Linked DNA regions of Homo sapiens: region 2 is linked to region 1. Evidence: chromatin contacts called from ENCODE Hi-C or POLR2A ChIA-PET data. All regions are on one chromosome and are shown on one strand. Each heading gives the region's core, a stretch centred on a gene start or an enhancer-like site at or near the end of the contact. The rest is flanking DNA. Distances are from core to core; before and after follow the strand shown. Region 1 holds the start of LGALSL-DT (LGALSL divergent transcript). Region 2 overlaps LINC01800 (long intergenic non-protein coding RNA 1800).

Region 1 (6,681 bases), core at 1,237-3,736:
CAGCCTTGAATTCCTGGGCTCAAGCAATCCTCCCGTCTCAGCCTCCCAAGTAGCTAGGACTACAGGTGTGTGACACCATGGCAGGCTAATTTTTTTTTTTTTAAAGGCAGGGTTTTTGCTGTGTTTCCTAGGCTGGTCTTGAACTCCTTTGCTCAAGCAATCCTCTTGCCTCAGCCTCCCAAAGTGGTGGGATTATAGGCACAAGCCACTGTGCCACTACCTGCATCTCTTATTTGGCATTGCCTTTCATAGAGGAAGGGGCTGCTAATGCTGCTTGATTGGATGAAAAGTTTGGATTGTGCTTCCTGCCCAGAAGATAGTGGGGAGCAAATCTTTATTCATCCAGCCCCAAGGGAAGGAATTTGTCAGCCACACAGCCTGTAACCATGAAATAGACTGAGGCTAATTAATCCAGAGGGGGAAACAAGGACACGAACATGGCCTCATTAGCAAAGGGAACAAGAGAAAATGAAATGATCATCATCATATTCTTTAAAATGTCATACAAATAAAAGAGCTACTTATTAGCTCTCAACCTTATTAATATTAATATTTAATAAGTGGGTACTTAGTATTGATTAATCAATCAGATATTTGGGGGTAGGTATCTACTATATGTTGGGTACTACATAGAAAAGTTACTTATTCTTAACAATTTGGACATGTAAATATGGGTCTATTTAAATGTATGACCTGAATAGAACTAAGAAGATACTATGGCAAGTGTTAATTTATATCAGCAAACAGAGCTCTTTTGATCTTTTTTTTTCACCATTGGGTGACAAATTTCCTGGACATGCAGAAATTCTGGCTGCTTCAAGTGTTCTTGGCACACACTAGGTAAGTCGAACATTATCAGCCTGCCAGTGGCTGGAGCCGAGGCACTCGAGGTACTCACCCTGAATGGCTGGTCTGGAATGAATGGAAAGTAAGGGATTGCTGACTGTTCTTCACCCCTCTCCCCAGATATACAAGAATTTCTGAGTAGCTGCCGATCTGTGAACACAGCTTTGAGTTCGATTGCCACATCGGCAGGAGGGTCTTCTGAGTCCCCACAGGTCAAGCTGATTGCAAAGCTGAAAAGAAAATCATCCCACTGATTAAGGGTTGGATATAAAAACATTTCAAAATGACCCAAGTGCTTATATTTCTTCTTCCTCCTCTGGGTTTGTCCATTTTTAAGAGGCCACTACTCTTCAAGAGAGGTTAGATTATGGAGAAGTAAGTCAAACCAGCTTATTTTGTTACCTAAAGCAAGCTCTGGTGAAAACTTTGGTGTTGAAAATGACTAAAATTAGAGAATTCCACTTCGGAATTCTCAAAAACAGCCACAGAAATTGACCAGGGGAAATAATGTTAAGTTGGGTTCTTATTCATCTTGATAGTTCTTGCTCCTGGCACCATGTTTCAAAACCATTAAAAAAAAAAAAAAAAATCCTCTGGCCTCCCTAAGGGTCAAAGAGAAAATGTGGGCCTATATTTATAATCTCTGATATAAATAGCTGTCTGGAGAAATGATGGCTGGGATTCATACATATTCGTTTCATGGGAACATGGTACTTTCTTGGCACTGGCAACTAGCAACACTGTCCACAAGGAGAGGAAGAGGAGTGCTAAACCACAACAGAAGTGGGCAGGGCTCAGCCACAGCCTGATAGTTCTGTCCTGACAAAGACTCTGCCTTACCTCTCTGGGTTGAGGTCTACGATGCCCATCACTAACACCTTCTTGCCTGGTCTCATGCCACCTTTAATGTGCCCACAAAATGGAACTATCTGAAAAGGGTGGGAGAAGAAAAATGAATTTTACAGCCTGTTAGGGAAAAGCCAAGACCTCAGACCCTGAAGGCCTGACCCACTGGAAAATGCAATAAACAAATGAATAAAATTTTAAAAAGCAATGAGAAAGGAGGAAGGTACAGGCAGAGACACAGAGCAAAATCATTTACCAGTCGTGGGAAGTACACGTCCGCTTGAACTGGAGAGCTCAAAGAGTTGTTTAAATGGCCATCATCTAGTTTCTAAAAATAGAAGTACACAGATTGGCTTTCCATGGGCTCTTTTTTGGGGGGCTGGAGGAAGAACCCACACAGATGTGGTGGAATCCAGCAGCCTTCCACATGCACACAGTGTCTGCAGATGATGCCTCTTCACCGTCTCTTAGATAATCTCATCACCCCCGAACAAAACCCATCCTTTCCACCCGGTAGTTAAGCCTCTGAAGATCCGCAGACCCTTCAGATCCAGATCAAAATCAAGGTCGAGGTCCACCGAAGAGCCAGAGCCCCACGCCGGAGGAGGGCAGGCCCCTCTCCAACCGTAAACGCTTCTGGAAGCGCGGTGGGCCAGGCCTGTCCTTCGGGACGTGACTGAAGTGCAGCGGCCGTGCTCAACTTCTCTCGGGAGCCCCGGGCGCCGACCCATTTCCAAGGGGGAATCCCCGGTACGTCGGGGGCGGTGGCGGGGCGCGCGCCCCGGACACACTCACCCACGCGCACACCTGGCTGGCGGTTGCACGGCACAGAGGGGGCTGTCGGGCGTCCCTACCCGCCATCCTCCCCAAACTCCCTCCCCAGCCCAGAGCCCCGCAGCCCGGGAGCCTCTCCAGCCCCTAACACCGGCCGCGCGCAGCCAGCGGCTGCTAACAGGTACCGGGCGCCTTCCCACGCGCCGGGCGCCGGCCGGGCCTGCGGCTGCTCAGCACCCCAGCACTGCTGGAGCAGGCGGCGGCGGAGTGCGGGACGGCGGGGAGGGGCGCCTCGCGCGCGCCCTGCCACACTCACCACCACGGCATCGCTGTCGGCCACTGATCCCGCCATCTTCTTGCCCGGCGCGGCGGGGTACGTGGGACGCGGCGCGCGGGCGGGGATCCCGGGGCTGTCCTGCGCGGGGCGGGGGCGGGGGCGCGGGTCCGAGCTGGCGGCGGGCGCGCGCACACACGAGGGGGCGCGCGCGCGCGCGCCCGGGGCCCGGCGCCGACCTGGCAGGCAGAGCCTGGGAGGAGGGGAGGGGAGGGAGGCAGCGCGAGCTGGGAGGGCGAAGGTGCTTGCCGCGGCCCAGAACGGCCCCGGACCCGGGCCGACGGGGCTGCTTGCTGCCGCTGCCGCTGCCGCTGCCCGACCAAGAAAAGTGGCGAGGGCCGTGCCGCGTCGGCCCTGGGCAGCATTTAAAGGCCTCCGGGGCCCGGCTCGGGAACCGGGAACAGGGCGGGGACCCGGCGGGGCTGCCGCGGCTTGCTCAGCGGGCCCTGCCCCTCGGCCATTGGACGGTGGCGGAGGCCGGGGCGGGAGGGACGGGCCTGTCCGGGTCCGGGAGGGCGGGGGCCCTGTCGGCTCTCACCGGCCAGAGGGTGGGCAGGGCCGGGGCTGGAGAAGTGAGGGCCCGAGCCGGTCAGGTGACAGGTGCTCGTGCCACCCGCGCCCCTCCCTCCAGCCTCCTTCCTCCTGCCACGTCCTGGGCGCTGGTGGGGCGATGGGAGGCGAGGTCGAGGGAAGATTGGGTGCTGGGGGTGGTATTCCAGAGTGGGAGACTTGGCAGGATTTCTTTCAGAGAATTCCAACAAAATCGGGGGAAGGATTCATTCTGCTCTCTAGGGCAGAAAGAGAATGGAAGGTCTGAAGGCTTGCAGAAATAAATGTGTGACCTGAAAGAACGAAGCAGAGAGGACTCAAGGTAGGGACCTTTCTATCCCAGGAGGCTAGATACAGAAAGGTCGCTCTTCCCTGTGGAAGGACAGGCAGGTCTAGGGGTCCCTGGACTCTCTCGAGCAGGAGTCAAAGCCTTACCAAATCAAAGTGGGCGCAGTCACTGTCCTCAGAGAGCCTCCATTGAGCCCTGTTTTTAACAAGTCACTTGCCCAGTCTGGGGTAGTCAGCTTCTCACTGAAAATCTCCTCATACCCTTTGTGGAGTACTTCCCAGGGGATACACACCTCTTTTATTCAAGCCAGAAATTCCTTTATGGCATTTCCACACTAGGACGATTATGTAACTTCTCAGATAAAGCTGTATCAACATATCCTCTATTAGGTGACATCCTTGGCTGAAACATTCCATTGCATGAATCACCGGGGCGTTCTATGCTAATAAGCAGGGAGCATGTGTGACCTACTGCAGTCCCAGAGGGCCCCTCAGAGGCTCCTTTTTTTTTTTTTTTTTTTTTTTTTAAATTGAGACGGAGTCTCCCTCTGTGGCCCAGGCTGGAGTGCAGTGGCGCGATCTCAGCTCACTGCAACCTTCGCCGCCCGGGGAGGCTTCTTTCTTCTAGTCACTGCAATTGGCTGTGTGGCCTAGAACATCAATGTGGCTTTTGTGTCTTAGTTTTCCCTTTATGGACCAGAGCTAATGATGGTAATCTCAGTTGAGCAGGGAGAATTACCTGCACACGCCTGTAAGCCTCACTCATATCCTCTGGAAGTGGTTCTTGAACTAGATAGAGGCTAAAGCGCAGTACGCTTGTGGCTGCAGCACACTTTGTTTACCAGTCTTAGCTCAAAATCACACTTTATTACTTTAAAATGTTAGGCACTTATAGGAAATGATTGACATTTGAAAGCATACTTTAGTATGTATCAATTTCTGAGAGTCTGGTATAGAGAAGAAGCATTAAAGTGCAGTAGTTCTTTATCATTAACTGAGTGACACAATAAGGGTGACACTACATGTGATGGTGGTTAAAGAGCCGGTGTCTCGCGTTCAAATCCTGGCTCTACTATTCACTAGCTGTGTGATCTTGGAAAAATTACTAAACTTCTCTGTGCCTTAGTTTCTTCATCTGTGACTCAGAGATGACAATGATGATAATAATGCCTATCTCAGGTTATTGGGAAGATTAAGTAAATACCTTCCTTAAAACAGTATTGGGGACATAGTAAGCACTTATTATACCAAAATACTGAGTGCCTGCTGTATACCAGGCACTGGGGATCCAGCAGGCTACTTTTTTGCTGAGCTTACATTCTAGTGGGCAAAGGAAATCAATAAACAAAATATGTCGGGTGACAAAAGTGTTAGGAAAAAGTAATAAGGCCAGGTGCGGTGGCTCATGCCTATAATCCCAGCAATATAGGAGGCTGAGGCAAGAGGATCACTTGAGGCCAAGAGTTTGAGACAGGCCTGGGCAACACAGAGAGACTCTGTCTCTACAAAAATAAAAAAAAAAATTAGCTGGGTGTGGTGGTGTGCACCTGTAGTCCCAGCTACTTGGGAGGCTGAGGTGGGAGGATCACTTGAAGCCAGGAGGTCAAGGCTGCAGTGAGCTGTGATCTCACCACTCTACTGCAGCTTGGGTGACAGAGTGAGAACCTGTCTCAATAATAATAAAAATAATTAAAAAGCCAGTAGAGAGAGAGATAGGAGGTAGGGTGATGCTATTTATACAGGATGGTCAGGGAAGCCACCTCTGGTAAAGTGACATTTGAGAAGACCCCTGAAGGAGGGGGGTGAGTCATGTGGACATCTGGAGGAAGAGTTTGCTGGCACAGGGAACTGCAAGGGCAAAGTCCCCAAGTACTGGGGCTGGGGGCAGTGACTGAGGAGATGTGTAGCTAGAAATGGATAGCCCTTCTACACTGTGGTTGAGGATTGGCTTTTACATGGGGAAATAGGAAGATATTAAAAGTTTCTGAGCAAAGGAGGGACATAGTTTGCCTTCTATTGTAGATTCATCCACATGCTGCTGTATGGAGTGGCCTTTGGAGAGAGGGTGGATGATAGGAGGGAGGGTAAAAATGGGACCTAGGAGATTCCTATAGCATTCCAAACAAGACGTGATGGTGGCCTTGACATGGTGGAAGTGGTGAAGATGTGAGAAGCCCTGGGCCCTTGATAAGTCCCAGCTGTTATCCTGCAGCTTGGAGAGTTCATATGGTCTTCTGAGCCTCAGTTTCCTCACTTGCAGAATTAAGGGGCAGAACTCATTCATCATTCCCTCTTAGCTCTTAGAAAGCTCTGGTTCATGAAAAGCTGTGTAAATACTATCTAAATTGAAATGGGTTTGAGAGTAGGTGCTGCTGAATGAAAATAATCTTGGGTTGAATCTTTTGATAAGTGCTTTTGTAGGGCGAAGAATAACCCTTTGATTTGTTTTGTAAGTGGAGTTTAAGATATTTGGATTGCTGGAGATGAGTTTCTTACATTTTAGGAATGTAAAGAATAGGAAGGTACTAAACGTGCTCAGAATGTTTTATCATGGAAAATTGCCTTTTATTCCAAAAGTGCTTGATTCCTTCTCAGTCTATAGAATGGTTTATTTTGAATATGAAGAGCAGAGAGAAAGCCTGAATGAGTTTTTTTGCTGTAACTAAAAGTTGAGCAGGGTCAAACTATCTCTTATGGGGAAAAGCCATTAGCAAACTAATGAATTATAGAGCTTAAAAAATTCTTTTTTGAGTTGTATAGCAAAGAATAGGCAAAATTTGCTCCATGCTTTGATTATAGGTATTTGTGTGTAAAAACATTAACCAAATTGGGACCCATTTATGAAATGCAGTAGTTAAATTTCAAGATGAACCATGTTACCACTGGAAACTACTAAAAACGTTAAAGAAGTGGGGAAGGCAGTCAAACAGATTATTAGCTTTGAAAAAAAGTACAAACAAATCTTTGAAGATGGGCTTTGCTAAATGATTTTTCCAGAAGAAAATAGTAGATTACTTCCTTTTTACCTTAACATTTTATATGTT
Region 2 (6,681 bases), core at 2,492-4,991, 390 kb before region 1:
GGGGACATTCAGGAGAACAGACAACATTACAAAGGTAGGGGGAATTTTAGATCCCTCTAGTGCATACCTATGAGTGTAATATAAATTTTAAATTTTTAAAGTAATACCTTCACATAGTCTAGAAGCTGAGGCCTCCTGCCAATAGCCAGCACCAACTTGCCAGTCATGTGAGGAGCTTCTTGGAAGCAAATTTTGCAGCCCCAGTCAAACTTTCAGATGTCTGCAACCCCATAAGAGACCCTGAACCAGAACTGTCAAACTAAGTTACTCCTGAATTTCTGACCCACAGAAACTGCATGAGGTAGTAAGTGTTTTATTATTAAGTAGCTTCATTTTGGGGTGATTTATTGCACAGCAATAAAGAACTAATCCATAATGCTTGCTGTTATTACTTTCTTGGGTCAGCATCCCCAAGCAAAGAAGCTAAGGAAGGAGATGTCCTGTGCTATGCTGCAAACAGTGGGGATTGTGTGTGTTGGCAGTGGGGGGTGGGAGGGAGGGGAGGGGCGTGGGTACTGGGATTTTTTAGAGAGAGAGTCTCACTATGTTACCCAGGACTCAAACTCATGGGCTCCAGTGATCCTCCCACTTCAGCTTCCCAAGTAGCTGGGATTACAGGTGTGCACCACTACGCCTGGCTGTGAACACACACCTAGTGTTAATAGCTAGGACCACCTTGCTCCTGGGTTGCATATAACATGACGGACTAAGGATCATCGGGCCACATTATAAAGCTTCCTTCAAAATGAGAAGTTTCACACCAAGTGAAGTGTGCTTCAGAAGCCAGCAGTCTCTGGAGGAGATGCCTGGGCTGGCAAACTTTGCTCACAGATGACCTCAAGTGCTCAGGTAACACACATCAAAATGAGAGTCACGGGGCTATAGATCTAACACAGTTCTCATAGCTGCGAATTGACTGAGCACTTTCTTTTCTTTTTCTTTCTTTTTTTTTTTTTTGAGATGGAGTCTTGCTCTGTTGCCCAGGCTGCAGTGCAGTGGCACTATCTCGGCTCACTGCAATCTCCACCTCCCAGGTTCAAGCAATTCTCCTGTCTCTGCCTCCTGAGTAGCTGGAATTACAGGCACCTGCCACCATGCTAATTTTTGTATTTTTAGTAGAGAAAGGGTTTCACGATGTTGGCCAGGCTGGTCTCAAATTCCTGACCTCAGGTGATCCACCCACCTCAGCCTCCCGAAGTGCTGGGATTACAGGTATGAGCCACCATGCCTGGCCAACTGAGCACTTACATTAGGAAAAGCTGGTCTCAGCCACAGATTCATTTGGGTCTGGCCTATGTTGCCAGAGAGTGGAAGCTTCAGCCTCTCCCATGAAAATGAGGCAAAAACCTCTGCAGTATTTCCCAGCAAAACAAGTTTCCTTCCTTGTGGTGTGGGGCACATGCAGCTGTGTTTCATCAGCTAATGTGAGCTTGTGTCCAAGAAGTCCCCACCCCTCTCTCCTCTGAGTACCTGAGATTCTGGGAAATGAACTCTATTTTAAGCCTCTGGGTTTTCCTTGTCATTAGGAGCACAGAGCTCCTTGCAAATAGGTAGCCACAGGGGAGCTAAAAAAAGGGAAGATGAAGTGAGACCCACATAGCCCCAAGTCTTCCACCTGAAGACTCTGGAATCCATCATCACCCTTGGAGACATTAACTGTCTTTGGGTAGGGGCTTCTCTCAGCGATGGAATGGTTAACCGATCTGAGCTCCTTCCCTGTAAGAAGTTTGATATAAAACATGTCAAGAGTATTTTAACACTTCTGTATTTTTTCAGCCAGCCGCAGTGGCTCAAGCCTGTAATCCCAGCATATAGGGAGGCCAAGGTGGGCAGATCACTTGAGGTCAGGAGTTCGAGACCAGCCTGGCCAATATGGTGAAATCCTGTGCCTACTAAAAATACCAAAATAGCCAGGCATGGTGACAGGTGCCTGTAGTCCCAGCTACTCGGGAGGCTGGGGCAGGAGAATCACTTGAACCCAGGAAGTGGAGGTTGCAGTGAGCAGAGATCGCACCACTGCACTCCAGCCTGGGTGACCAGAGCGAAACTCTGTCTCAGAAAAAAAAAAAAAAAAAAAAAAAAAACAACTATATTTTTTGTTGTTTGCGCCTTTCTTTTTTGATTTTGCTGCAGCAAAATGGATATTCAGCACCATCTACCTCTCAACAGCTATAAAGGGAAGTAGTTGAGAAAAGACCACTTTCCAATTTTCCTACATCCCTTGGGAAGAAAGGACATGACACTTGGGTTCAGATTTTTTAAGGCCCAAGTGTTGACTAGTCTTCCCTCCTCTAGCCAAAGCCCATAGGTAGTAAACAAATTCAGTCAACTGGTTTCTTACAAGCCTTCCTTAAGCATTTCATGAAGGATGCTTTTTGGATTAACGGCTAATATTGACTTCAGTTCCCAAAGGAAATTGAACATTTCCATGTACTTCCCAAAGGGTAAATGAAGAAACCCATGTTGAAAAAGTTAAATCTGCATTTCTGAGAAATAACCATAGTTTGTGTGGGAGGTGTCCTTGGCCTTCACTCTCATGCTCCTTGAGGCGACAATGTCAGTGCCATAGCTGAAGGGTAAATGGTGTGTGAATGAGGTGCCCTCAGCAGCAACTTTAGACAAGGCTGACAGCGAAAGACAAGCAAAAATAAAATCAAGGTAAAATACTGCCAATGCTTCTATTGCTATTTGTATCATGTTACCCTTAATGATTTGTAATTTTACATTTAAAGTTATTATCTTTTGGCAGGCACCTTGACTTTAAGTGTCTGTTACACCAAAGGTTATGGCAAACTGTGTCTGCAGCCCACAGTAAAATCCAGTTTAAGGCTCTCCACACTGGAGTGCAGCTATCCAGGTAGGTAGTGCCACCAGCCTAAGGTCACACCTTCTTCCTTGGCGTGAGGTTGCCCTACGTTGGCACTTATCATGGTCACTGCTTTGGTGACTGTCATTCTGCCCAGGGCTTTAAGTGACCACCTTCCACAGACTCCCCCATTTCATACTACAGAGAAAGCATCTTGTGTCTTACCTTCCCTCCCTTAGTGTGCTAGGACTGCCTGGTGAGTGGCACTAAAGGATCATCCCTTGGTTCCTGATATCTAGGAACCCACATATGCTTAAAAACAGCAAGATAACTCCCCAGATTGAATCTCTGCAGGCTGAAAAGTTGGATGGATTCCAACTAGAGCACCATTTCCCTAATCCCACACACTTTTAAGGGACTAGAGACTGAGGAATGTTCAGGGATTATCACAGAATATTCTGGTCCTTTTGTTGGAGCCTGAAAGCTCTTTAGAGCAATTGAGTACACAGAAATTCAGCCAGAATGGGAGCACAAGCAGAAGCAGACCAAGCTATTTCTCCCCTGAACACACACTCTGCACACTGACAGGTACAAATATAGCTAAAAGAAATGACGATTACATAAGTTCCTAGCCAGTGTCCAGCACATAGTAAGTCTATCAGTTAGCTCTTCCTGTTTAACAAATCTTCCCTAAACTTAGTGGCTCAAAACAACCACCCTTTAGCTTACGATTCTGCAGTCTGGCATATTTCTGCCAGCTTGCCCATGCTCAGAGGCCAGCTGCCTGGTGGGCTAGGGCCTGGCTGGACTAGGACAGCCTCAGCTGGGGCAGCTTCTCTGTGTTTCTCATTCTCCAGCAGGCTAGCTTGGGCTTGTTCACACAAGTTTCCAGAGAGAGAAGTAGGCAAGAGCTTCAGAACCGTACAAACAAGGTCCGCTGCATTCTACTGGCCACAGTGAGTCCCTAGGGCAGCCCCAGTCGAAGGAGCAGAGAGGTAGTCTGTTCCTCTTGATGGAAGAGAGGCACAGAGTCATTTAGCTTAGGGGTAAACATATAGACGCAGTGAAGGATTGTGGCCACTTTTACAATCTACCACTGTAGCTACCAATAAGTTCTGTGTTTACAGTTTTTCAGCCATTTCCAAAAGGAATTATATTGATGTGTTAGTTGACAAGCCTACAATGAAAAGATAGATGGGAAAAGAAGACCATCAGACAGGTAAAGAAGATTGTCAAAGACCAATACCTTTGTTAATGCGCTTGCTCCCCCAACAGCCAACCCCTCGAAGGGTCCCTCCCTGACCCAGCCCTCCTCCTCCCTCCCCTTAATGTGAGATCCTCACTGGGCCTCAGCCCAGGGCTTGCGTCCTGCCCTCAGGGCATGAGCATCTGGTTGAGACTGTCTCCATCTTCTGGCGTAGCAGCTTTGGTCCCTTGTGAGCTACTCAACTCCTTGATGGAGTCATTTCAGAGTCTCTGGGAAAAATTGAAGCTCTCCTCCAAGAGTTGGGGGTGGGCTCCCCTGGTCTGGAATGTTCTTTCCCGTCTTATTTGGAAGTTAGAAAGTGGCTAGTAACATGGCCAGCGCCTGTGGGATCATCCTCTTCCTCAAGGTGGCTGGATATGTGGAGACAAGCACGAAGAAGTCCAGGCTCTGTCACGACGTTGCTGACTGGCTTCTGTCACATTTTCAGGTGAGGCAAATCTGTGTAGTGATTTCCTGTCAAGAATAGGAATGACATCCCCTCCTCCCTCTGATTGCACTACAAATGCCATCACACACGCAATGCACTCATGAGAACTCCATTGTTCTATTTCTTCAGCAGAGCAGACGCTGTTGGCTTCTCATCTTCACTCACACAACCCTCTTTTCCACAGGCATCTTTTAGCTAGAGGTGCGCGTGTGACACCACATGGACTGTGAGAAATAGTCAAGTTCAGCCTAGTGACGCTTCTGGCAAAGCTTGTTTTCCTGATTTTTAAAAAAGGAGTTGGGGGAGTGCCATGCCTTTTGTCCTTCCTCCCTCCTCCTGCCTGGAACATGGATGTGAGACCAGGAAGTACAGCAGCCATCTTGTGACCATGAGGACTAAAGGCCTGCGCTGAGGATGGTACAGTAAAATGAAAGAAGCAGCCTGGATGCCTGATGAGCAGCTGTGCCAGCCCCAGGGTCATGCAAATCAGTGTCAATCATTGTGGTTCTGGTTTTCTCCTATTTGTAGCCAAATAAATTCCTTACTGATATAGGCAGGGTCCTTGTTGGTTCCAAAAAAAAGTGGATTCACAGAAATATAACTGAGAGAACCATGAATTTCTAAAGAAGTCCTAGAAATAGATCAGTCAGAGAAGTTGTCCATTTCAGGCAGGGGTTTCTACTGTAAGTTGCTTGGATGGAAAATAAATCAGTGTTAAGGAGGTGAGAATGCCATCACTTGAATTGTATGACTATATCTTATTAAATCTCAGATGCCATCAGTTGTAAGGTATAGCATTATTTTACATATCACTATGAGAGAAGAAAATGCTCTCAAGACATATCACTGATTGTAAGATGCATCCACCTTGATTTCAGAGATTTTAAAATGTGAAAAAAGGGAGGGACATCTTAGGATCAGTGAAATATGGCACATATTTATTTGCTTCCTTGATTCCTGCCTGCTGTGCTCATTAGACCAGAGACACTGTCTGCCATGCTCTCTGCCAAGTCCTCCATACCTAGAATTGGGCCTGGCATAGAGTGGGGTCTATAAATATTGGTTAATTAATAAGTTAACTAATAAGTTCTAGTCCTTGCTTTTCCAATAACTTCCCATGCTACCCTGGCTGGAGAAAGCATTTCCCTTTCTCTGTACCTCATTTCTCCATAATCTAGTTCAACTGACCCTCACCAGAACTGAAGAAACAAAAAGCCCCAAATACATGCAAAGCGGACCTACACTCTGCATCACCATGGTGACGCCTCCCAGGGTCCCAGAGGGCAGGGAGGCCTCATCTTCCACCATCCCTAGAAATCTCTCTTTCCCCAGAGCCCAACTCCTTCTAAAGCTCTGTGGTTAACCCTTTCCAGGCAAGCCTTTTCCAACACTCTGTTAGGGTTACTAAATGTGCTCCCTACAAATGGACTAGGGCCAAGGAATTATGCAAGATCCTTCAAGCAAAGAGATGGTATTTTGTAACTTCCCTGAGTTTCTCCAGGAAGATGAAATGCACAACATATTTTAGAATAATATCAACCTACATATGTCAGAGAGGTAGTCTTGTCTGACCAAAGCCCTTGAGCTGGTGAGGGGCGGGGTTCCAGGTGCCCCTTCTGCTGCACTAGCATTGTATTCAGAAGTAATAAAGATGATGGCTTTCATGTAATGAGTGACGAACCCTTTGCATATATTCCTTCATTGAGTCTTCAACAGAAACTTATGGGGTAGGAAGTATCTTTATCCCCATTTTACAAGTGGGGAAACTGAGGCATATAGCTGTTAAGTAGGTGGCAGAGCCTGGCCTCGAAGTCAGGTGGGGTAGCACCAGAGTTTATGCTCTTAACCACTATGCTCTATTGCCTTATAACTGCCTTACACTGGGTACCTAGTTCATCCCAGGCTCTGTGCTTGGCATTGAGGCACAGACAAAAATAAAGCCTAGTTTCTACTCTGGAAGAGTTCATGCTCTAATGGAAAAGACAGACCTGCTGGCAGAGATGGTCATGAAGTGTCACAGGAACACAAAAGAAAGAAAAAAAAAGGCCCATGCCTGTAGGCAATCAAGGAAGGGTTCACAGAGGAGGTGCCTTTGAGTGGGCCATTGAAGGGAAAGTAGGAGTTTGCTACATAGACAATGGAGGGAAGGGCATCCCAGAGAGCAGAAGCTTCTTGGAGGCT

What was found. Hi-C counts contacts between places; a loop is a spot of excess contacts on that map. ChIA-PET counts read pairs that join two places held with the same protein, here RNA polymerase II (POLR2A). Pooled maps may share reads with other maps.
Region 2: POLR2A ChIA-PET joins it to region 1 with 12 read pairs in activated T-cell. The contact joins the enhancer-like site here to the promoter of LGALSL-DT in region 1. A Hi-C loop is called at or near these places in 1 of 50 pooled maps. POLR2A ChIA-PET finds 5 or more read pairs at or near these places in 2 of 52 experiments (activated T-cell and activated naive CD4-positive, alpha-beta T cell).

Annotation. Positions count from the first base shown.
Region 1 is chr2:64,450,683-64,457,363 of GRCh38, reverse strand. It overlaps LGALSL-DT (LGALSL divergent transcript), which reads left to right and starts at 2,486. Exons shown (of 3, transcript XR_002959392.2): 1 at 2,486-2,839. It overlaps LGALSL (galectin like), which reads right to left and starts at 3,202. Exons shown (of 5, transcript NM_014181.3): 1 at 2,783-3,202; 2 at 1,949-2,020; 3 at 1,687-1,775; 4 at 899-1,076. The coding sequence starts at 2,818. RefSeq lists silencers at 2,556-2,855, 2,946-3,015, 3,026-3,445.
Region 2 is chr2:64,845,616-64,852,296 of GRCh38, reverse strand. LINC01800 (long intergenic non-protein coding RNA 1800) reads left to right here. Exons shown (of 5, transcript NR_110224.1): 2 at 2,750-2,857; 3 at 3,934-4,025; 4 at 4,420-4,500; 5 at 4,685-6,167. Among named protein-coding and RNA genes, the nearest start is that of LINC01800, 15 kb to the left of the region's middle. Within about 2 kb of position 3,741, at least 2 of the 41 ENCODE cell types and tissues checked have a DNase peak (open chromatin) inside an H3K27ac peak, as active enhancers do.